Regions from separate parts of the Homo sapiens genome. Here all the other regions are linked to region 1. A link is an interaction called in ENCODE POLR2A ChIA-PET data of the cell type or tissue named here. Cell type or tissue: GM12878. All regions are shown on one strand.

Region 1 (8,000 bases):
ACCTAAGGTATTATTCTCATTATTTATTTTTGTTTTACTTTTAGAAATGGAGTTTCACTCTGTCAACCAGGCTGGAGTGCAGTGGTGTGATTATAGCCCACTATAATCTTGAACTCCTAGGCTCAAGCAATCCTCTCATCTCAGCCTTTAAAAAAATTTTAATTTTAATTTCAATAGTTTTTGGGGTACACATCGTTTTTGGTTACATGGATAAGTTCTTCAGTGATGATTTCTGGGAATTTAGTGCACCTATCATCTGAGCAGTGTGTATTGTACCCAATATGTAGCCCTTTTTTTGTTGTTTTTGTTTTGTTTTTGAGACAGAGTCTCACTCCATCACCCAGGCTGGAGTGCAGTGGTGCAATCTCAGCTCACTGCAACCTCCGCCTCCTGGGTTCAAGTGATTCTCATGCCTCAGCCTCCTGAGTAGCTGGGATTACAGGTGCTGTGCCACCATGCCCAGCTAATTTTTGTATTTTTAGTAGAGATGGGGTTTCATCATGTTGGCCAGGCTGGTCTCGAACTCCTGACCTCAGGGGATCTACCCGCCTCAGCCTCCCAAAGTGCTGGGATTACAGGCATGAGCCACCCCACCAGGCCCAATATATAGTCTTTTATCCCTCACACTCATCCTCCCCTTCCCGGCCCACCACTGAGTTCCCAAAGTCCATTATATCATTCTTTACATCCTCATAGCTTAGCTCCCACTTATAAATAAAAATATATGATTTTTGGATTTCCATTCCTGAGTTACTTCACTTAGAATAATGGCCTCTAGCTTCATCCAAGTTGCTGCAAAAGACATTATTTCATTCCTTTTTATGACTGAGTAGTATTCCATGGTGTATATATACCACATTTTCTTTCTTTCTTTTTTTTTTTTTTTTGAGACAGAGTCTTGCTCTGTTGCCCAGGCTGGAGTGCAGTGGCGCCATCTCAGCTCACTGCAAGCTCCGCCTCCCAGGTTCACGCCATTCTCCTGCCTCAGCCTCCCGAGTGGCTGGGACTACAGGCGCCCACCACCATGCCCGGCTAATTTTGTGTATTTTTAGTAGAGACGGGGTTTCATCATGTTAGTCAGGATGGTCTCGGATCTCCTGACCTCGCGATCCGCCTGCCTGGGCCTCCCAAAGTGCTGGGATTACAGACATGAGCCACCACGCCCGGCCTATATACTACATTTTCTTTATCCACTCATTAGTTAATGGGCGCTTAGGTTGGTCCCATATTTTTGCAATTGCAAATTGTGCTGCTATAAACATGCATGTGCACGTGTCTTTTTCATATAATGACTTCTTTTCCTTTGGGTGGATACCCTGCCATGGGAATGATGCATCGAATGGTAGCTTTAGCTCTACTTCTAGTTCCTTAAGGAATCTTGCTGTTTTCTATAGTGGTTGTACTAGTTTACATTCTCACCAGCAGTTTTATGCATGTTCCCTTTTTGCCACATCCACATCAAAATCTATTATTTTTTGACTTTTATGACAATTCTCGCAAGAGTAAGATGGTATCTTATGGTGGTTTAATTTGTATGTCTCTGATAATTAGTGATGTTGAACATTTTTTCATATGTTTGTTGACTGTATATCCTCTTTTGAAAATTGTCTATTCATGTCCTTTGCCAATTTTTTGATGGGATTGGTTTTATCTGGCTGATCTGTTTGGGTTCCTTGTAGATTCTGGATACTGGTCCTTTGTCAGATGCACAGTTTGTGAATATTTGCTCGCACTCTGTGGATTGTCGGTTTACTCCGCTGATTATTTCTTTTGCTGTGCAGACCCTTTTTAGTTTAATTAGGTCTCATTTATTTATTTTCATTTTTGTTACATTTGCTTTTGAGGTCTTAGTCATGATTTCTTTGCCTGAGCTAATGTCTAGAAGTGTTTTTCTCATGTTATCTTCTAGAATTTTTATGGTTTCAGGTCTTAGACTTAAGTCTTTGATCCATCTGGAGTTGATTTTTGTGTAAGGTGAGAGACGAGGATCCAGTTTCATTCTACATGTCCACTTCAGCCTTTTGAGTAGCTGGGACTACAGGTGTGTGCCACCACATCTGGCTAATTTCAAAATATTTATTTAGTAGAGACAAGGTCTCGCTATGTTGGTCCAGTCTCTAATTCCTGGCCTCAAGTAATCCTTCCTCCTCTTTCTCCCAAAGTGCTGGGTTTAAAGGTGTGAGGCACCACGTCTGCCCTATTCTCATTATTGAATCTATAAAGTTCTTGGCATGGGCTCTGTCTCAGGGAGCAGTGCAGGGCTAAGTCCAGAATCCAGGTCTCCTCACCCAAGCCCTGGCTCTCAACTACCCCTCAGGGGTCTCTGCCCTCCTGTGGAAGAGAAGTTCCAGTTCCATGACAGGCAACTTGTCAGGATAAGCATCCAGAAACTGACCCGCCATCAGTGGCACTTTGACAACTGTCTTCTTAATTCAAGGTTCACTTAGCATAGGTCTCATAACTGCTTTGCTCAGAGCTGGCCTGCTGGCCTGCAGTTTAAAGAGAAAGGATGCTATGGCCAGGATCCTCAGTGTCACAAGAGAGGAAGTCAGGGAATCACAGAACCTTACAGCCAGAACAGACCCTGGAGAGCGGGAGGTCTGCTCTCCTTTCAGAAAGAGAAGCTAAGGCCCAGAGCAGGGAAGTGGCTTGTCCAGGGTCACACAGCTGAGCAAAGTGACAAACCTGGACCAGGAGCCAGCCTTCAGGTCAGCAGTCTGGTGCTCTTCCCACCTCAACCTGCTCTCCTCTTTCTTAAAGAAAAAGAAAGAGAAGGTGTTTCAGTAGTGAGTGTGGGATAGCCACCCACTTCACCATGGTTTGGAAGCATCTCTCCATCCCTCCTCTCACTCAACAGCTGTGGCAGAACAGTCAGGGCCTGCCTGACCTCTTGAGTTTTATTGTCTCCTCTCAACTTGGGCTTAAAGGGACTTTATTAACCATGACTAATACCAGAGGATCCAAAGCTGCACCCACTTGTTAATTTTGAGGAATTTTTAAATGCGGGATTTAAAAAAGATTTAATTTCACGCATAGGTATGAACAGCCCCTCATCATCCCAGGTAGAGGATGAACAACTCATCATCCCGGGTAGAGGCAGGTAAGTGTGTCCAGCGTCCCTCAGGGAATGCTCTTCTGATGCCAAACCCTCTGCTTCCGCGGGGTCACTTCTCGGGTGGTTTTGTTTCTCCTCTGCTTCCACAGTTGCAAACCCTCGAAGTGCCACGACCCCTGGGGAAACTCGATCTTAAGTCCCATGGCCAAACGCTCCAGCCCGCGGGGCTCTCAGGACACCACAGCGATCGGATTTCGCGTGGCCGCCAGGCTCCCCCTACTCCTGTCCCCTCCCGCCAGAGAACCCCTGGAGCCAATCAGAGCGTCGCGGAGCCCGGGGTTGTAGAGTCCCGAGCCCGGGACCCGCCCCTCTTTGTTGCGGTGGCCAATAGACGCATTCGGAACATCGGCGGCTGCCCGGGTGACTTGGTTATATGTCACAGAATAACATTCGAGAATGGGACATGGAATGAGGCGACGGCCCCAGCAAGCCCCAGCAGCCCCAGCCCCAGCCCCAGGCCCAGCAGCAGCAGCAGCAGCCCCTGCTCTCCCGCCGCCCGGAGAGGCTCTGCAGCCATGAAGCCAACCGTCCCGAGGTAGGATCTTGGAGCTGCCGCGCGCCCTTCCTGCGCGCCGCCCGCCTGCAGCCAGTCCCTCCCGGTGATAGGCGCTGGAACTCGGGGAAAAGGGGGCGGATGGAGCTCTTTCCACTAGATCCCCGCCGGGGTCCGGGAGGGCTTCCTGGAAGAAAGCGGGCCGCCTTGCAAGCCAAGGCTGCTGCAGCGCCCTCGCGCCAGCTCTGGGCGCTCACATGCCAGCACGTTCGTGGCTCCCCTCCTCTCTTGGCCACATCTGAGGACCCAGGAATGTGTGGAGCCTTGCGGGAACCTCCTGTTCCTTCATGCTACACAAGCTGTCTTTCTTCTCCCCACATCTTGCGCTCCGCATCCCCCAAGCTCCTTGTGCCCCTCCATCCCCAACCCCCCGGGTTTAGGTGTGTGTGAAGCTTCGTGGCACATTTTGAGCTGCCTTTCTAGGTAATCGCAGGGCTGGAAGCCCGTCATCGATTCTCAGGGAGGCTGTCAGCGTGCAGGGGGGAGCGGGGAGTGTCGTGGAGACACTCCGGGACCCCTCACTCGGTTCCGCTGTGCGTCCACTTAGCTGTGGTGTCAGCTGTGTCTCCGCTGATTTCAGGCACCGCCGGTAAGCAGGGAGCCTCCGCGGAGCTCCCGCCGCCGCTCCCCCTTGGTGAGTCCTGCCGCAGCGAGAGGCATGGAGAAGGCCGCCCCCGCGGGGCGCTGATCCCCTCGCCGCGCCCGCGCGCACACGCCCCCCGCCGCCGCCGCCGCTGCCGCCGCCGCGCGCCCCCAGTACCTCGCTCCCCGCCCAGGCCCCACCATGACCGGCTCCGCGGCCGACACTCACCGCTGCCCCCACCCCAAAGGCGCCAAAGGCACCCGGTCCCGGAGCAGCCACGCGCGGCCCGTGAGCCTCGCCACCAGCGGGGGCTCAGAGGAGGAGGACAAAGACGGCGGGGTGCTGTTCCACGTCAACAAGAGCGGCTTCCCCATCGACAGCCACACCTGGGAGCGCATGTGGATGCACGTGGCCAAGGTGCACCCTAAGGGGGGAGAAATGGTGGGCGCCATCAGGAACGCCGCCTTCTTGGCAAAGGTCAGTGGCTTCCAGGGCGGAGTTGGGGGGCTGGGGGTAGGTAGGCAGCGATGGGACCGTTTCAGCCTATACATAGCAAACACAGGCAATCTCCATTTTCCTAGTCCTGCTACAAACTCCCTTCCTCTCCCCATTCCTTCCTGCCAGCCCTTTTCTAATTGAGATATTTAGATTGGAAGCCTAAGAAATGGGGAAGGGAGAGGTAGCGGGCTTGCTATCCTGGGACTGTGTAATTGGATTGTGCCAAGGTGTCTTTGAAGCTCCAGCCAAACTCTATTATTTACTCACCCCCACATACATCCTCCTTCAGCAAAAGCTAGAGCCACCAGGTACCAGCGATGCCAAAGAATGCACAGACCCCAGGGATCCCACCCTGCTTGTTCTCTTTGGAGTGTCTTGCTCCTCCTCTGCTCCCCTCTTCCCCCAGCAAATGATTTATTAAGCTGTGAATGAATTTGAAATCAACCAGTCAGACTTCTCAGTGTGAATAATTTCCAGACTTTTTGCCAGTTTTTTTTCTTTTCTTTCTGGTTTTTTTGTGTGTGTGTGTGTGACAGTGACTTTCACCTCTGAAACTTGCAAAACGGTGAACTCTCTCTCTCTCTTCCCAGCTTATTTGTGCTCCAAGAAAAAAGAAAGACTTTTGGCTGAGACTTAAAAGGGACTTTCCAGTACACATGATGAATTAGTCTCACTGGATAGAAAAAGAGGATGAGGAGTGAAACTCTCTTTTTGCCTTGGAGAGAAGCCAGTGAGCCATTTGGGTTTGGTGGCTAAGGATATCTTTACCGAGGGAGGGAGATGTACCCTGGTGGGAGTAGATACGTTATATGAAACATCAAAATGCAAACTGGGGAGAAATGCTGCCGAGCCTCGGGGTTATAGCGTGGCGGATGGTTTCCCCTGGACCCTGGGGACGCTGGTACGGCTGAGAAGATTCCTGGGCAGGTCTAGGAATGCCAGACTTGAGACCCGGAAGGCCATCTGGTTGATTCCCCAGCCTGGTGACAGCTGAGCATCTGAGCCTGCAGGCCAGAAAGCTGTGTGTGTCCTTGGAGAAGTGACAGAGCCTCTAAACTTCCTGCTGCAGTCAGTTACAGTGTTCTATTACTCTGCTGGTCAAGGAGATCTTCATTGTGCCCAACTAGAATCTTGCCTGCTTTAGTGTCAACCATAATTACCCTTGCTGAGTTCTTGAATATGAGAACAACCTTTGTTCCTGGTTTGCAGTTCTGACTTGAGAATTTTTCCTCCAGTGAGGAGCCGAGAGCCCTTAAACTTGGAAGAAAAGTGACCACAAGGAAAAAAACGCCTGTTCCTACTGTCCCATGCTGCCTTTCTTAGTAGCACCCGTACCAACCCTGCCTCTAATTGTGCTTTTATCCTTCCTCCAACCATGTATGCGGGTGCGCGGGGGGGGGTGCATTCTCTATGTGGGAATCATGGAATTTTGCTGTTTGTAGAGACCAGTCTCCCACCTCTCAACAGAATCCCCTCCTCTTTCTGAAGACCTCTTGGGAATGGGGAGCTTGCTGCTTCCCAGGGCAGCTGATCTTAGGCCTGGCCAGAGTCGATTGTTAGGAAGCTCTTAGACCAACCATAAATCCTCCTCGCAGCACCCTCCCACCCGCAAATCACATTTCATCACTGATTGTTGTGTTCCTCTTGCCTTTTGAATCAGGGCAGAGCATTGTCAACTTCCTTTGCTACTCACAGCACCCTTGAATGTTATGAGAGAGTGCTCTTAGGATGGAAGGGACTTGGAGTAAAAATCAAGGAACTGAATCCTAGTCTTGGTTGTATGACATCTAGCCTTGTGCCTCACTTAAGTGAGGTCATTCACTTAAAATCTCTGTCCTTAGTTTTCTCATCTATAAAATGGGAATAGACCAGACTTTGTAAGTTCTTTCCAGCTCTAAAATCTCATGATGTTATGACCCGTGAGTCTCCAGGTCACTAATGCTGATCTGTGTGATGCTAGAGGTCTGCTAGACTATGAGCCCTCAGGACTGTGACTTTTTCTATCATTCTGCTTCTGCTTCTTCCTTTGGCCTTCTTTGTCCACAGATAGCTCCTTTTGCCCTTTTTCTTTTCTTTTTTCTTATTTTGGAGACAAGGCCTTCCTCTGTCACCCAGGCTGGAGTGCAGTGTGTGATCATGGCTCACGGCAGCCTCAACCTCCCAGGCTCAAGCAATCCTCCCACCTCAGCCTCCTGAGTGTAGCTGGGACTACAGACACGTACCACCCAACCTGGCTAACTTAAAAAAAAATTTTGTAGAGACAAGCTCTCACCGTGTTGCCCAGACTGGTCTCAAACTTCTAGGCTCGAGCGATTCTCCCTCACTGGCTTCCCAAAGTGGTGGGATTACAGGTGTGAGCCACCGCATCTGGCCTTTTGCCCTTTCTTATATGTCATAGCTCCCAGACCAACTCACCCTCCTCCTTCTGAGACAATTCCTAGTTTGTCAGTAGTCATTTGCAAGCACATATGAAACACAGGCTTCTAAATCATGTCTGAGCAGTTTAGAACACAGACTGCTACTTCCTGAGACCTGTACCTGATTTTTCCATTATTGTAGCTGAATGCTGTGTTCTTAAGAAAGTGTTACCTTTTCTTTTGAGATGGAGTCTTGCTCTGTCACCCAGGCTGGAGTGCAGTGGTGCGATCTCGGTTCACTGCAACCTCCACCTCCCGGGTTCAAGCAATTCTCCTGCCTCAGCCTCCTGAGTAGCTGGGATTACAGGCACATGTCACCATGCCCAGCTATTTTTTGTATTTTTAGTAAGATGGAGTTTCACCATATTGGTCAGGCTGGTCTCGAACTCATGACCTCATGATCTGCCCACCTCGGCCTCCCAAAGTACCGGGATTACAAGTGTGAGCCACTGCGCCCAGCTGGTCTTCCCTTTTTTACACAGTGGCCACATCATATTGTACTTTTCATAGTAACTAGAAGGTTACGCGAAAACTGCTTCCAAGCCAGGAATCCCCAGCCCAAATGTGGACAGTCAGCTTTTTGGCCCTAAATATAAAGAACTTAACATTTCTCTCACATTGCATCTTAATGGTTGGTTCTCTATCCCCAGTCCTATCATGGTATCTCCCCTGGTCCTGACATTCCCCAAGCCCTGACCCCTGCCTAGGCCTTAACATGGGAAGAGCCTCAAAAGCTCCCTTTTCCAGGGGCCACTCCTCTCGGATTAGAGGGTTGTTTCTGTGCTCAGCATGGCAGACTCTTTCCTCTGGGGTCAAGTCCTTTTCTCCATCAAC
Region 2 (8,000 bases), 110 kb before region 1:
GTTTGTGAGCCATTGCCCAAGGACATAGCTATTGGTCTCGAGAGGAATGAGGTAAGTTCTACCACTACTTCTGGGAAAGTATATTCCATGTCCCAACATTTATTCAATCAGCCAGGAAACGTTTCCTGAGTTCCTAATTTGTGCCAGACACTGTTCTAGGGACTGAAGATAAAGTGGTGAAAAAAGCAGATACCATCCCTGCCTTCAAGGAGCCTAGCCTTCATTAGGGAGTGATAAACACTGTGGTAAAAAAGAAAGCTGGGTAAGGGATTATAGAGTGTTGAGGAGTGCTGCTTAGATAGGGTGGTTTCTTTTGTTTATTTTTAATTTCAGTAGTTTTTGGGGTAAAGGTAGGTTTTGGTTACATGGGTAAGTTCTTCAGCGGTGATTTCTGAGATTTTGGTGCACCCATCAACCGAGCATATAGTCTTTTATTCCTTGCCCCTCTTTTACCTTTCTTTCCCTTGGGGTTCCTAAAGTCCATTATATAATTCCTATGCCTTTGCATCCTCATAGCTTAGCTCCCACTTATAAGTGAGAACAGACAATATTTGGTTTTCCATTCCTGAGTCACTTCACTTAGAATAATGGCCTCCTGGCCGGGCTCAGTGGCTCAAGCCTATAATCCCAGCACTTTGGGAGGCCGAGATGGGTGGATCACTTGAAGCCAGGAGTTTGAAACCAGTCTGGCCAACATGACGAAACCCCATCTCTACTAAAATACAAAAAAAAAAAAAAAAAAAAATTAGCCAGGCGTGGTGGCAGGCAATCCCAGCTACTTGGGAGGCTGAAGCACTTGAACCTGGGGGCAGAGGTTGCAGTGAGCTGAGATCACGTCATTGCACTTCAGCCTGGGTGACAGAGAGACTCAGCTTTCACAGAATTGAAGAGAGTTGGGGCCTTGCTCTGGGTTAGGCTTTGACTTAAGGAAATGTTGTGGCTGGGTTCATCTGTCCAGATCACTGAAACTTTCTCCCTATCAGCAATAAGGCTGTTTTGCTTTCTTATCATTTGTGTGTTCACTAAAGGGAATTTTAAATTTCCTTCAAGGGTTTTTCCTTTGCATTGATAATTTGGATAAATGACTGGCACAAGAGGCCTGGCTTTTGGCCTATCTTGGCTTTTGCCATGCCTTCCTCACTAAGCTTAATCATTTCTAGCTTTTGATTTAAAGTGAGACGTAATACTTCCTCCTTTCATCTCAGGTGATCCGCCCACCTCGGCCTCCCAAAATGCTAGGATTATAGGCATGAGCCACCTTGCCCAGCCCTAGAGTTATTTTTGAATAAAACAAACACATGACTGTTACAAATTAACTCTAAACACAGTGGAGAATCTCAGCTTTCTACACCACACTGTATCACACTCTACTCCACTTCCTAAGAGCACTGGGCAAGTGTAAAGTCACAGCCACATCAAAGAATTGAAATCTCAAGTGTGGTGATTCTTTTGTTTCTGATCTAAATTAATAATTTGTTGGTTGTATTAGATATGATTACACACCCCCTTCTCTTTTTTTCAAATAAATGAAAAAATGCTATCTCAGCTGCCTGCCTAGACTAAGAAACAAGTATTCACAATGAAGGTATTTATCAGCTCCCCTTCTTCCTCCTATAAAATAATACCACCACCATCACCACCATGCCATCCCCTGCCCCCAACAACCTTCGTCCACTTTTTTTTTTTTTTGAGAAGGAGTCTCACTCTGTCGCCCAGGCTGGAGTACACCGGAGTGATCTCGGCTCACTGCAACCTCCACCTCTGGGATTCAAACAATTCTCCTGCCTCAGCCTCCCAAGTAGCTGGGACTAAAGGTGCGTGCCACCACGCCCAGCTAATTTTTGCATTTTTAGTAGAGATAGGGTTTCACCATGTTGGCCAGGCTGGTCTCAAACTCCTGACCTCAGGTGATCCGCCTGCCTTGGCCACCCAAAGTGCTGGGACTGGAGGTGTGAGCCACCGCGCCCGGCCTCTCCACATTTTATTAGGGCTTTTTGTGTGATATTTGTCATCAAAAGGATCTCCACTGCACCTCAATTTTGCACATGAAATGTTTGTAAAGGCCAGAGAAATTGACGAGATAGCAGGTTTCTGAAGTTTTTGTGGTCTATTGTAACTATTATAACAACTCTTATCAAAATGTGGTTCTCAGGCCATTGGCATCAGCATCACCTTAGTCTGCTGAGAATGCAGATTTCCAGGCACCTCCCTAGAGTCTACTGAATGAGATGGCCTGAAGCTGAGGCCTGGGATTCTGTATGCATAAAAAAAGAGAGTCTCTGGTCTATAATAGATCTTACAATCCACCAGCCTAGTTTAATGACACTTTTACCTTCAAACAGATTGCCTTTATGCTATACCAGGGCAATACTCAGGGGACCTCTTTCAATCCCAGAAATTCTTCCTAATTTTTAGGAATACCTACAAATCATTCCTATACATTGGTTAAGAATCCTATCATAGGCCGGGCACGGTGGCTCACGCCTGTAATCCCAGCACTTTGAGAGGCCAAGGTGGGTGGATTACCTGACGTTGGGAGTTCAAGACCAGCCTGACCAACATGAAGAAACCCGGTCTCTACTAAAAATACAAAAAAATCAGTCAGACTTCGTGGTGCATGCCTGTAATCCCAGCTACTCGAGAGGCTAAGGCAGGAGAATCGCTTGAATCCAGATGGAGGTTGCTGTAAGCTGAGATCGTGCCATTGCACTCCAGCCTGGGCAACAAGAGCAAAACTCTGTCTCAAAAAACAAAAAAAGAATCCTATCATAGGCTGGGTGTGGTGGCTCATGCCTGTAATCGCAGCACTTTAGGAGGCCGAGGTGGGTGGATCACCTGAGGTCAGGAGTTTGAGACCAGCCTGGCCAACAAGGTGAAATCCCGTCTCTACTAAAAAATACAAAAAAATTAGCCAGGCGTGGTGGCAGGTGCCTGTATTCCCAGCTACCTGGGAGGCTGAGACAGAAGAATCGCTTGAACCCGGGAGGTGGAGGTTGCAGTGAGCTGAGATCGCGCCACTGCACTCCAGCCTGGGCGACAAGAGCAAAACTCCATCTCAAAAAAAAAAAAAAAAATCCTATGATAACTTCTTACTTTTTGGTGGAAAGTGCTTTCTCTCCATGTGAGCAAGGAGACTCAGCTTGATCCAGGAGCTCCTGCCACTGTTGGGAACAGGCTCTTTGGTTGTGGTATCAGTAAAGGACTGATAGGCATCCGGGAAGTGCCTCTTTTGAACTCTCAGTAAGCTGACTTGATTGCTTCGTTCCACCAAGCAGTTGGATTCACGCTTTTTGTTTATCTCCTCCAGGAGATGTTGTTTGCTTACTCCATGTTTTTTCATTATTTCAATGGTTCTGTTTATAGATGCCATTATGGTCACAAACCAATTGTCAAGTGATTCTTGCTGTCCTACAAACAAATGAAAAAATACTTTCAATTGTCTTTTTGACTCAGAAGCCAGTATTCACAATCACGTTTGCCAGTTTCTCTTTTTGCCTTCTATAAAATAACACCACAACCACCACCAAGCCTCCCACCCCACGCTTCACTTTTTTATTTACTTATTTTTTTAGACAGGGTCTTGCTCTGTCGCCCAGGTTGACACACAGTGGCATGATCTCAGCTCACTGCAACTTCCACCTTCCAGATTCAAGTGATTCTTGTGCCTCAGCCTCCTAAGTAGCTGGAATTACAGGCGCGCACTACCATGCCTGGCTAATTTTTCTATTATCAGTAGAGATGGGGTTTCGCCATGCTGGCCAGGCTGGTCTCGAACTCCTGTCCTCAGGTGATCCACCCACCTCAGCTTCCCAAAGTGCTGGGATTACAGGTGTCAGCCACTGTGCCCGGACAGCACACCTCACTTTTTTTTTATTTTTTTATTTTTTGAGATGGAGTCTCACTCTGTTGCCAAGGCTGGAGTGCAGTGGCTCGATCTCAGCTCACTGCAACCTCCGCCTCCAGGGTTCAAGCAATTCTCCTGCCTCAGCTTCCTGAGTAGCTGGGATTACAGGCATGCACCACCATGCCCAGCTAATTTTTTTTTTTTTTTGTATTTTTAGTAAAGACGGGGTGTCACCATATTGGCCAGGTTGGTCTCGAACTCCTGAAGTTGTGATCCACCCGCCTCGGCCTCCCAAAGTGCTGGGATTACAGGCATGAGCCACCGTACCCGGCCACACCTCACTTTTTATTATTGTTTCTTAAGGGTTTTATTTTTTGTTTTTTAGGTGTTCTTCAGGGGAAACAAAGGTTAAAAAGATATGGTAAGAGGATATATTATTGTTTTTTAAAATTATACTATGCATTGTTTTTTGCTTTTAGAAGCATTATTTCTTCTGATTATAAAAATAATACATGTTTATTACATATATTAATAATGTAATAGATAAATAATACATGTTTAATACATGATTATAAAAATAATACATATTCATGGTAGATAATTAAGAAAATACAGAAAAAGATAAAGTAGAAAAGTTAAAATTACTCTCGATCCAGAGACATCCATTAATATTTTGGGTGTTACTTTCCCAATAAGTATCCAAAGGGATTTTATTTTTTAAAAGTGGCGGCCAGGCGCTGTGGCTCATGCCTGTAATCCCAGCACGTTGGGAGGCCAAGGCGGGCAGATCACAAGGTCAGGAGTTCAAGACCAGCCTGGCCAACATAGTGAAACCCTGTCTCTACTAAAAATACAAAAAATTAGCCAGGCATGGTGGCAGGCACCTGTAATCCCAGCTACTCAGGAGCCTGAGGCATGAGAGTCGCTTGAACCCGGGAGGCAGAGGTTGCAGTGAGCTGAGATCACGCGATTGCACTCCAGCCTGTGCGACAGTGTGAGACTCTGTCTCAAAAAATAAAATAAAATAAAGTGGCCAGGCGCAGTGGCTCACGCCTATAATCCCAACACTTTGGAAGGCCTAGGTGGGAGGATCACTTAAGCCTGGGAGGTGAAGGTTGCAGTGAGCTGAGATTGTGCCATTGCACTCCAGCCTGGGTGTCAGAGCAAGATTTGGAAAGATAGCGAAATATTCAGCACTGATAAATGATACAGTCCACAGTCTCAAGAAGCTCAAACAATAGCAGTCAGGATTTTTAAAAAGCCCACGCTGAGATTACAGTGAACTTAAAAAGAAAAGAAAATCTTAAAAGCAACCAGAGAATAAAAGGAGGGACAATTGGACCAACAGCTGACTCCTCAACAAGCAATAACATAAACCAGAAGACAAAGAAATGGGGCTGGGCGTGATGGCTCACACCTACAATCCCAGCACTTTGGGAGGCCGAGGTGTATGGGTCACCTGAGGTCAGGAGTTCGAGACCAGCCTGTTCAACATGGCAAAACCCTGTCACTACTAAAAATACATAAAAAAATTAACCGGGCATGGTGGTATGCACTTGTAATCCCAGCTACTCAGGAGGCTGAGGCAGGAGAATTGTTTGAACCTGGGAGGCGAGGTTGCGGTGAGTCAAGATCATAGCACTACACTCCAGCTTGGGCGGCAGAGCAGGACTTTGTCTAAAAAAAAAAAAAAAAATACATTCGTCATCATCAGTCACTAGGAAAGTGTAAATCAATACTACAATGAGATATCACTACATACCACTAGAATGGCTGAAATGAAAAAGACTGACCAAACCATGTGTTAGCAAAGATATGGAGGACCTGGAATTCTCATATGCTGCTAGTGAGAATGTAAAATGGAACAATGTCTGGAAAATAATCATGCAGCTTCTTAAAAAGTTAAACATACTCCTATCATTTGATCCATTCCTAGGTATTTACCCTAGAGCAATGAAATTCTCCAAACACATGCATAAAGAAATGTATCTGTACATATGAAAACTAACACATGAATGTTAATCACAGCTTTTTAAAAAACTTTTGTTGTTGTTGTTGTTGTTTTTACACAGCTTTATTTTTATTTATTTATTTTTGAGACAGGGTCTCTTTCTGTCACCCAGGCTAGAGTGAAGTGGCGTGACCATGGCTCACGGCATCCTCGACCTCCCAGGCTCAAGCCATCTTCCCACCTCAGCCTCCCAAGTAGCTGGGATACAGGCGCAGGCCACCACACCTGGCTATTTTTGTTTTTATTTTTCATAGAGATGAGGTCTCATTATGTTCCTAAGGCTAGTCTTGAATCCTGGGCTCAAGGGATCCTCCTGCCTTGGCCTCCCAGAGTACTGAGATTACAGGTGTGAGCACAGCCACCAGGCCCAGCCCACTGCTTTATTTTTATGAGCCAAAAAGTTCTAACAACCCAAATGTCCATCAGAAGCAGAACAAATAAATTGTGGTATATGTGCACAATTGACACTGAGTTATAAAATATATTTATATATATTATATATATATATAATATATTCCTTTTACCTGAGATGCTAATTCATCAATATATATTTTTGAGTAGTGTTCATATATTGTTGATAAACACAATATTATGGCTGAAGCTCAAAATAACTATGCTGAGTAAAAAGAAAAAAAAAAAGCCAGACAAATCAGAATGTATAGTGTACGATTCCATGCATATAAAACTCTAGGAAATATTAGGCTAGGTATGGTGGCTCATGCCTATAATCCCAGCACTTTGGAAAGCTGAGGAAGGAGGACTGCTTGAGCTCAGGAGTTCAAGACCAGACTAAGCAATATAATGAGACCTTGTCTCTACAGAAAATTCAAGAATTTAACTAGGTGTGGTGGCACCTGCCTGTAATCCCAGCTACTCAGGAGGCTGAGGTGGAAGGATGGCTTGAACCCAGGAGGTGGAGGTTGCAGTGAGCCGTGATCACAAAACTGCACTCCAGCTTGGGCAACACAGCAAGACCCTATGTCAAAAAAAAAAAAAAATGCTAGGAAATATGAAGTCCCCTACAGTGACAAATGAAAATCAATGGTTGCTTGGGAATGGGGAAAGGTAGGCAGCAAGGGTGGCAGGGATTACAAGGGATATGAATAAACTTTGGGGCTGATGAATATGTTTATTATCTTAATTGTGGTGATGCTTTCCTGGGTGTATGCATATGTCAAAAACATCAAACTGTACATTTTAAACATGGACAGTTCATTGTATGTCAATGACCAGTCAATAAAGCTCTTACATAAAATTGGGCTGAGTACCTAGCACATTGCCTAATGAATATCAGGTGGTTGATAAATATTTTAATGAATGAATAAATAGTATATATTACTTACAAGTTTTGATTTTCTTTCACTTTAATATAGTTATTGTGAGAATTTTTCATGTCTTTACATATGTCATTAGTAATAAAAATGTAAGATTTGACAATGTAATAGTCTATCATGTGAATTTATAATTTTTTTTCTTTTTTTAAATTTAATTTTAGTGGGCCAGGCGCAGTGGCTCATGCCTGTAATCCCTGCACTTTGGGAGGCCAAGGCAGGCAGATCACCTGTCAGGAGTTCAAGACCAGCCTGGCCAACATGGTGAAACCCCGTCTTTACAAAAATACAAAACTTAGCCGGGCGTGGTGGCGCGCACCTGTAATCCCAGCTACTTGGAAGGCTGATTCGGAAGAATCACTTGAACCCGGAAGATAGAGGTTATAGTGAGCGGAGATCGTTCCATTGCACCCCAGCCTGGGCAGCAGAGCGAGTCTCCGTCTCAAAAACAAACACACAAAATTAATTTTAATTTTAAATTATTTTGTTTTCATTTTGTTTTGTTTTTTTGAGACAGAGTCTTGCTCTGTCGTCCAGGCTGGAGTGCAGGTTCAAGCGATTCTCGTGCCTCAGCCTCCCAAAGTAGCTGGGATTACAGAGGCGCACCACCATGCCCAGCTACTTTTTGTACAGGCGTGGGCCACCGCCCTCGCCTGTTTTGTTTTGTTTTGAGACCGAATCTCGCTCTGTCGCCCAAGCTGGAGTGCAGGGGCGCGATCTTGGCTCACTGCAAGCTCTGCCTCCTGGGTTCAAGCCATTCTCCTGCCTCAGCCTCTCGAGTAGGTGGGACTACAGGCGTCCGCCACCACGCCCG
Region 3 (8,000 bases), 580 kb before region 1:
CTTAGACTGCCCTCTAGTGCTGAAACAGCTGCAGTGACTGACTACACGCTTAGGGAACTCATCATCAGTCACCTTTCAATTTGTAGAAAATCTCCTGAAGATAGATGGGTATAAACAAGGGCAGACTGTGAAGACTGAAATAAACACCTAAATCTTCAATGCCCATAGACAGACGTACACAAGCACCAGAAAAGTTCAGAGAAATACAATCTCATCAAACAGACTAAGGTGCCAGTGACCAATCCGGGAGAGAGAGATGTGTGACCACTCAGGGAATTCAAAATAGATGTTCTGAGGAAACTCCAGGAACTTCAATGAAACACAAAGACTCAATTCAGAAATTTATCAAAGAAATTCAACAGAGATTAAAATAATTTTTAAAAATTCAAATAAAAATCCTAGAGCTGAAAAGTACAATTAACAGACTGAAAAATGCATCAGAGTGCCTCACAGAATTGATCAAGCAGAAGAATTAGTGAGCTTAAAGACAAATTATATGAAAATACACAAATAAAAAAAAAAGAATGAAGAACACTCACAAGGTCTAGAAAATAGCCTCAAAAGGGTAAATCAAGAGTCAATGGCCTTGGCCGGGTGCGGTGGCTCATGCCTGTAATCCCAGCACTTTGGGAGGCCGAGGCGGGCGGATCACAAGGTCATGAGATCAAGACCATCCTGGCTAACACGGTGAAACCCTGTCTCTACCAAAAATACAAAAAATTAGCCGGGCGTGGTGGCGGGTGCCTGCAGTCCCAGCTACTCGGGAGGCTGAGGTAGGAGAATGGTGTGAACCCGGGAGCTTGCAGTGAGCTGAGATTGGGCCACTGCACTCCAGCCTGGGTGACAGGGTGAGACTCCGTCTCAAAAAAAAAAAAAAAGAGGCAAAACAAAAATATAAATAGATATAATAAAAAGTCAAAATGTGAGGAGTATGGAGTTGAAGTGTAGTTTTAAAAGTTTTTTGTTTCTTTGTGATCAAAGTTAAGTTGTCCTCAATTTAAAATAACTTGTTTTAACTGCAAGATGTTTTTTATAAGCCTTATGGTAACCATAAAGCAAAAACCTATAATGGATATAATAAAAATAAAAAGTAAGGAATTTAAAGAGATAATCATTTATCCACAAAGACAGTAAGAAGAATGAAGTTACAAAACCAAAAAACAAAAAACGAAATAGCCGTAGTAAGTCCTTCTCTATCAGTAATAATATTGAATGTAAATGGACCAAATTCTTAAGACACAGTTGCTGAATTTATTAAAAAACAAGACCCAACGGTATGCTGCCATACAGCGTATAGTTCACCTGTAAAGATACACAGATTGAAAGTGAAGAGACAGGCCAGGCGTGATGGCTTATGCCTATAATCCCAGCACTTTGGGAGGCCAAGGTGGGCAGATTGCTTGAGATCAGGAGTTTGAGACCAGCCTGGTCAACATGGCAAAACCCTGTCTCTACTAAAAATACAAAAATGAGCCAGGTGTGGTGGCGCATGCCTGTAATCTCAGCTACTTGGGAGCCTGAGGCAGCAGAATCACTTGAACCCGGGAGGTGGAGGTTGCAGTGAGCCAAGATCATGCCACTGCACTCCAGCCTGGGCAAGAGAGCAAGACTCCATCTCAGAAAAAAAAAAAAAAAAAGTGAAGGGATAGAAAAAGACATCCCACACAAATGTAAATAAAAAAACAGGTTTAACTATACCTGTAACAGATAAAATAGACTTCAAGTCAAAAACTGGAAAAAGAGACAAATATCATTATGTAATGATGAGGGAGTCAATTCAACAAGAAGATACAACAACTGTAAATATGTATGCATCCAGTATCATCAAAGAAACCACATATATAAAGCAAATATTAATAGATCTAAAGGGAGAGACAGACTGCAATACAGTAATAGTAGGGGACATCAACGTCCGACTCACAAAAATGGACAGCTTATCTAGACAGAAAATCAACAAACATGGGATTTAAACTATACTCTAGACCAAATGGACCTAACTGACATTTACAAAACATTTCATCTGGCCAGGTGCGGAGGCTCACGCCTGTAATCCCAGCACTTTGGGAGATCAAGGTGGGCAGATCAGGAGGTCAGGTGATTGAGACCATCCTGGCTAACACAGTGAAACCCCGTCTCTACCAAAAAATACAAAAAAAATTAGCCGGGCCTGGTGGCAGGCGCCTGTAGTCCCAGCTACTCGGGAGGCTGAGGCAGGAGAATGGCGTGAACCCGGGAGGCAGAGCTTGCAGTGAGCCGAGTTCACACCACTGCACTCCAGCCTGGGCGACAGAACGAGACTCCGTCTCAAAACTCCAACTGCTACAGAATATACATTTTTCTCATCAGCACATGGAACATTCTCCAGGGGAGACCATATGTTGGGCCACAAAACAAGTTTCAACTAATTCAGAAAAATTAAAATCATATTAAGTATCTTGTCTGACCACAGTGGAATAAAACTAGAAATCAATAATGAGGAATTTTGGAAACTGTACAAATACATGGAAATTAAACATGATGCTCCTTAGTGACCAAAGGTCAATGAAGAAATTAAGAAGGAAATTTTAACATTTATTGAACAAATGAAAATGGAAACAATATACCAAAGCCTATGAGATACAGCAAAAGCAGTACTAAGAGGGAAGTTTATAATAAATGCCTACATCAAAAAAAGTAGAGATTTCAAATAAGCTAACGATCACCTCAAAGAACGAGAAAAGAACAAACCCAAATTTATCAGAATAATAATTATCAGAGCAGAAATAAATGAAACTGAAACTTAAATGAAAAGTTAGTTGTTTGAGGCCGGGCGCAGTGGCTCACACCTGTAATCCCAACACTTTGGGAGGCTGAGGCCGGCAGATCACAAGGTCAAGAGAACAAGACCATCCTGGCCAAAATGGTGAAACCCATCTCTACTAAAAATACAAAAATTGGCTGGGCATGGTGGCGGGTGCCTGCAATCCCAGCTACCTGGGAGGCTGAGGCAGGAGAATCGTTTGAACCCAGGAGGCGTAGGCTGCAATGAGCCAAGATCGCAACTGCACTCCAGCCTTGTGATAGAGCAAGACTCCATTTCAAAAAAAAAAAAAAAAAAGAAAGAAAAGTTAGTTGTTTGAAAAGTTAAACAAAATCTAAGTTAAACAAAATCTATCTAAGAAAAATATAATGAAGACCCAAATAAATAAAATCACACCAAAATAAAAGACATTACAACTGATGCCACAGTAATATAAAGGATCATTAGAGACTTAATGAAAAACTATATGCCAATAAAGGAAAACCTAAAAGAAGTGGAAAAATTCCTGGATACATTGTCTACCAAGATTGAACCATGAAGAAACAGAAAACCTGAATAGACCAATATGAGTAACAAGACAGAGGCAGTAATAAAAGAAAAGCCCAGCACCTGATGGCTTCGTTGCTAAATTCTATCTAACATTAAAAAAAAATTAATAGCAATTCTACTCAAACTATTCCAAAAAATTGAAGAATATTCCCAAACTCGGTTCTGCAAGGCCAGCATTACCCTGATACCAAAACAAGACAAAGACACAACAAAAAATGAAAACTACAGGCCGATATCTCTGATGAACACAGATGCAAAAGTCCTCAACAAAGTATCAGCCAACCAAATTCAATAATACATTAAAAAGACCATTCACCATGATCAAGAGGGATCCATCTCAGAGATGCAAGGATGATTCAACATATGCAAATCAATAAATGTAATACATCACATTAACAGAATCAAGAACAAAAATCATGTAATCATTTCAATAGATGGTAAAAAAGCATTTAATAAAATTCAACATACTATCATGATAAAAACTCTCAATGTGCCGGATATGGTGGCTCACTCCTGTAATCCCAGCACTTTGGGAGGCCGAGGTGGGCAGATCACTTGAGGTCAGGAGTTTGAGACCAGCCTGGCCAACATGGTGAAACCTCATCTCCACTAAAAATACAAAAATTAGCTGGGCATGGTGATGTGCACCTGTAATCCCAGCTACTCAGGAGGCTGAAGCACAAGAATCATTTGAACCTGGGAGGCAGGGGTTGTAGTGAGCTGAGATCATGCCACTGCACTCCAGGCTGGGAGACAGAATGAAACTGTGTCAAAAAAAAAAAACAAAAAACAAAAAACAAAAAAAAAACAAAAAACTCAACAAACTGAGTATAGAAGGAACATACCACAATAAAGGCCATACATGACAAACCCACAGCTAACATCATATGGGGAAAAATTCAAAGTCTTTCTTCTAAGATCTGGAACAAGACAAGGGTGCCTACTTTCATTATTTTTGTTCAACATAATACTGGAAGTCCTAGCCAGAGCAATTAGACAAGAGAAAGAAATAAAGGGCATCTGAATTGAAAAGAAGTCAAACTGTCTTTGTTTGCACATGATATGATCTTATATTTTGAAAAACCTAAACACTCCACCAAAAAACTGGTAGACCTGATAAATTCAGTAAAGTCACAGGATACAAAATCAACACACCCAAATCAGGAATATTTCTATATGCTAACAGCGAGCAATCTAAAAAACTTATAGCAATGCAAGAATAAAATAAAAAAGAGAGCAATCCCATTTATAATAGCTATAAAAATATAAAATACCTAGGAATAAATTTAACCAAAGAAGTAAAAAAATCGCTATAATGAAAACTGTAAAAATAGGGATGAAAAAATTGAACAGGACACAAAAAATGGAAAAATATCCTATGGTTCATGGATTGGAAGAACTAGCATAATGTCCACACTACCCAAAGCAATCTACAGATTGAATGCAATTCCTATAAAATACCAATGACATTCTTTACAGAAGTAGAAAAAAAATCCTAAATTTTGTATGGAACTACAAAAAACCCCAGATAGCCAAACCAATCCTGGGCAAAAAGAACAAAGCTGAAGGCATCACACTACCTGACTTCAAAATATACTACAAAGTTATAGTAAACAAAGCAGCATGGTATTGGCATAAAAACAGACACATAGACCAATGGAACAGAACAGAGAATCTAGAAATAAATCCATGTATATGCAACGAACTCATTTTTGACAAAGGCACCAAGAAAATACAATTGGGAAAGGATAATCTCTTCAATAAATGGTGCTGGGAAAATTGGATATCCATATGCAGAAGAATGAAACTAGACCCCTATCTCTTACTATATAGAAAAATCCACTCAAAATAGACTCAAATCTAAGACTTGAAATTATGAAACTAGAAGAAAACACTGGGATAATGCTTTAGGACACTGGTCTGGACAAAGATCTTTTTGGTAAGACCTCAAAAAGCAGAGTCAACAAAGGCGAAAACAGAAAAATGGGATTACATTAAGCTAAAAAGCTTCTGTACAGCAAAGGAAACAATCAACAAAGTTAAGAGACAACCTACAGAATGAGAGAAATTATTTGCAAACTATGCATCCAACAAGGGATTAGTAACCAGAATATATAAGGAACTCAAACAACTCAATAGCAAAAAAAGCCAAATAATTCAATTTTAAAATGGGCAAGAGATCTGAATAGAGATTTATCCCAAAAGATGATATTCAAATGGCCAAAAGGCATATGAAAATATGCTCAACAACACTAATCAATCAGGGAAATGCAAACCAAATCCAAAATAAGGTTATCACCTCCCCTCAGTTAAAATGACCACTATCAAAAAGACAGTAAGTAACAGATGCTGGTGAAGATGTGGAAAAAGGGGAATGCTTGTATACTGTTGGTGGGAATGTAATAATTTACATTATTAAACTCACTATGAAAAAACAGTATGGAGGTTCCTCAAAAAGCTAAAACTAGAACTACCATATGATCCAGCAATCTCATTGCTGGGTGCATATCCAAAAGAAAGGAAATCAAAAAAGAAAAGAAAAAAAAAAAAAAAGGAAATCAGTGTATCAAAGAGATATCCGCACTCCCATGTTTACTGTAGCACTATTCACAACAGCCAAGATATGGAATCAACTCAAGTATCCATCAACACTTAGGATGAATGGATAAGGAAAATGTGGTGTGTATATATATATATAAAACACAATGGAATATTATTCAGCCATTAAAGAATGAAATCCTGTCATTTGCAGCAAAACGAATGAAACTGGAGAACATTATGTTAAGTGAAATAAGCCAGGCACAGAAAAACAAATACCACACGTTCTCACTCATGTGGGAGCTTAAAAAAAAATGAGTCTCATGGAGGTAGCGAGTAAAATGGTGGTTACCAGAGGCTGGGAAGGGTTGGGGGAAGCAGGAGATGAAGAGAAATTGGTTAATGGGTACAAAAATACAGTAAGATAGATGACATGATAATACAGTAGAGCAATTATAGTTAACAAGAATGTATTATATATTTCAAAATAGCTAGAAGAATGTTCCCAATGCAAGGAAATTATAAATGTTTGAGATGATGGATAACCCAACTACCCTGATTTTTGATCATTAGACTTTGTCTGCATTTATCAAAATATTACATGTACCACATAAATATGTATATTATGTATCAATTTTTTTAAAATATGGCATTAATTAATGCTTTGTTAATATTTTATTTGTACCATTATGTTCTTACTACAAGTAGTATTTATCCTACAGGGAACCATTAAGAAAAAGAATAACTTGCAACTGCAGTAACCTGTATAGTGGTAACTTAATGCTTTCTACTCAATTTATTCAACGAACATTACTACTAAGCAGCTACTTTGCACTAAGCACTCCACTATATCCCAGATAAATTATGGTGAGCAAAATGAAAGTCCCCCTCCTTTACAGAGAAAGTCTAGTGATGAAGACAAGACCAAACACAAAGAATATATAACATTGATGTCATAAATATAAATTACAAGCTGATTTGTGCTATGAAAAAAGATGAGGACAGGTAGGTAGACTTATCAGTCTACAAGAATGAGCCAAAAGACTTCAGGGCAGCATCATAATCTTAAATAATACATCTATCATAATCTTAAATAATACTATCATAATCTTAAATAATACTATCATAATCTTAAATACTCACATCTTGGACTTTCTGGATGAAAGGATCTTTCCATTCAAAGACCACAAAAAACAATTGAGCACTTTTTTTGGCAGCTGGCCTCTGGTCAATGTAGTTAACCACACTTGTCTAGATGTGGAGGAGAGAAAGCAGTGTTACCACCTCTGTGTGCCCTTCCCTTGCCTGTGCCCAGCGAAAGGAGAGAGAGTAGGCAGGGGATCATAGTCTGTGGTTCTCCTCACACTATTTTTTGGAGAGAGAGTGGCAAAAATCTCATATATACAAGATCCTGACATTGGTAGCAAAGCCAAGGCTTTACCTTGGTTTCCACAGTTCTCTGGGGAAATGGGATCTGTGATTTACAATAGGTGTTTTGGATTGTCACTGAAATTTGTCACTAGGTATCTGTACTCACAATTAAACCATATTCAGGCCAGGCATGTTGGCTCACGTCTGTAATCCCAACACTTTGTGAGGCCTAGCCAGGCAGATCACCTGAGGTCAGGAGTTTGAGACCAGCCTGGTCAACATGGTTAAGCCCTGTCTCTACTGAAAATACAAAAATTAGCCAGGTGTAGTGGTGGGCGCCTGCAATCCCAGCTACTCAGGAGGCTGAGGCAGGAGAATCGCTTGAATCTGGGAGGCAGAGGTTGCAGTGAGCCGAAATAGTGCCACTGCACTCTAGCCTGGGGGACAGAGCAAGACTCTGTCTCCAAAAAAAATAAAATATTAAAAATAAACCATATTCAAACTACCATGTAAGACTCACAATTAAAAGCAATAAAAATTCCAAATTTCAAAGTACTTGGTTTTCAGATCAAGTATTTCTCTGAATTTTCAACGCTTGTTTCAACCCTTCAAGTTTACAGGGACAAAGCACAGCTGCATAGATCCACACAGCTGAGCATTCCCTGTAAATACTTAGTAGGTGTGCTTGGTGAGATCTGGTTGTCAATTACTAAAGACGCTGTGTGGTGTAACGGAGAGCAGA

Evidence for each region. ChIA-PET counts read pairs that join two places held together with the same protein. Peaks named below come from ENCODE experiments on the same cell type or tissue, not always from the same donor. Only the 100,000 strongest peaks of a DNase experiment are listed, where the experiment ranks them.
Region 2: POLR2A ChIA-PET joins it to region 1 with 5 read pairs; 5 of 35 experiments call an interaction of 5 or more read pairs at or near these places.
Region 3: POLR2A ChIA-PET joins it to region 1 with 5 read pairs; 2 of 35 experiments call an interaction of 5 or more read pairs at or near these places.

Annotation. Positions count from the first base shown.
Region 1 is chr1:212,947,091-212,955,090 of GRCh38, forward strand. It overlaps VASH2 (vasohibin 2), which reads left to right and starts at 3,451. Exons shown (of 8, transcript NM_001301056.2): 1 at 3,451-3,650; 2 at 4,249-4,728. The coding sequence starts at 4,453. RefSeq lists enhancers at 3,437-3,586, 4,107-4,156. In GM12878, no CTCF peak of the experiment used is centred here; a DNase peak (open chromatin) is centred at 3,421; H3K4me3 peaks cover 5,849 bases; H3K27ac peaks cover 4,901 bases.
Region 2 is chr1:212,832,780-212,840,779 of GRCh38, forward strand. It overlaps SPATA45 (spermatogenesis associated 45), which reads right to left. Exons shown (of 3, transcript NM_001024601.3): 2 at 3,094-3,408. The coding sequence starts at 3,370. Among named protein-coding and RNA genes, the nearest start is that of SPATA45, 11 kb to the right of the region's middle. In GM12878, no CTCF peak of the experiment used is centred here; a DNase peak (open chromatin) is centred at 1,302; H3K27ac peaks cover 1,153 bases.
Region 3 is chr1:212,368,163-212,376,162 of GRCh38, forward strand. It overlaps PACC1 (proton activated chloride channel 1), which reads right to left. Exons shown (of 8, transcript NM_018252.3): 7 at 7,031-7,138. Among named protein-coding and RNA genes, the nearest start is that of SNORA16B, 19 kb to the left of the region's middle. RefSeq lists an enhancer at 1-112. In GM12878, a CTCF peak has its summit at 24 (motif pointing left); a DNase peak (open chromatin) is centred at 19.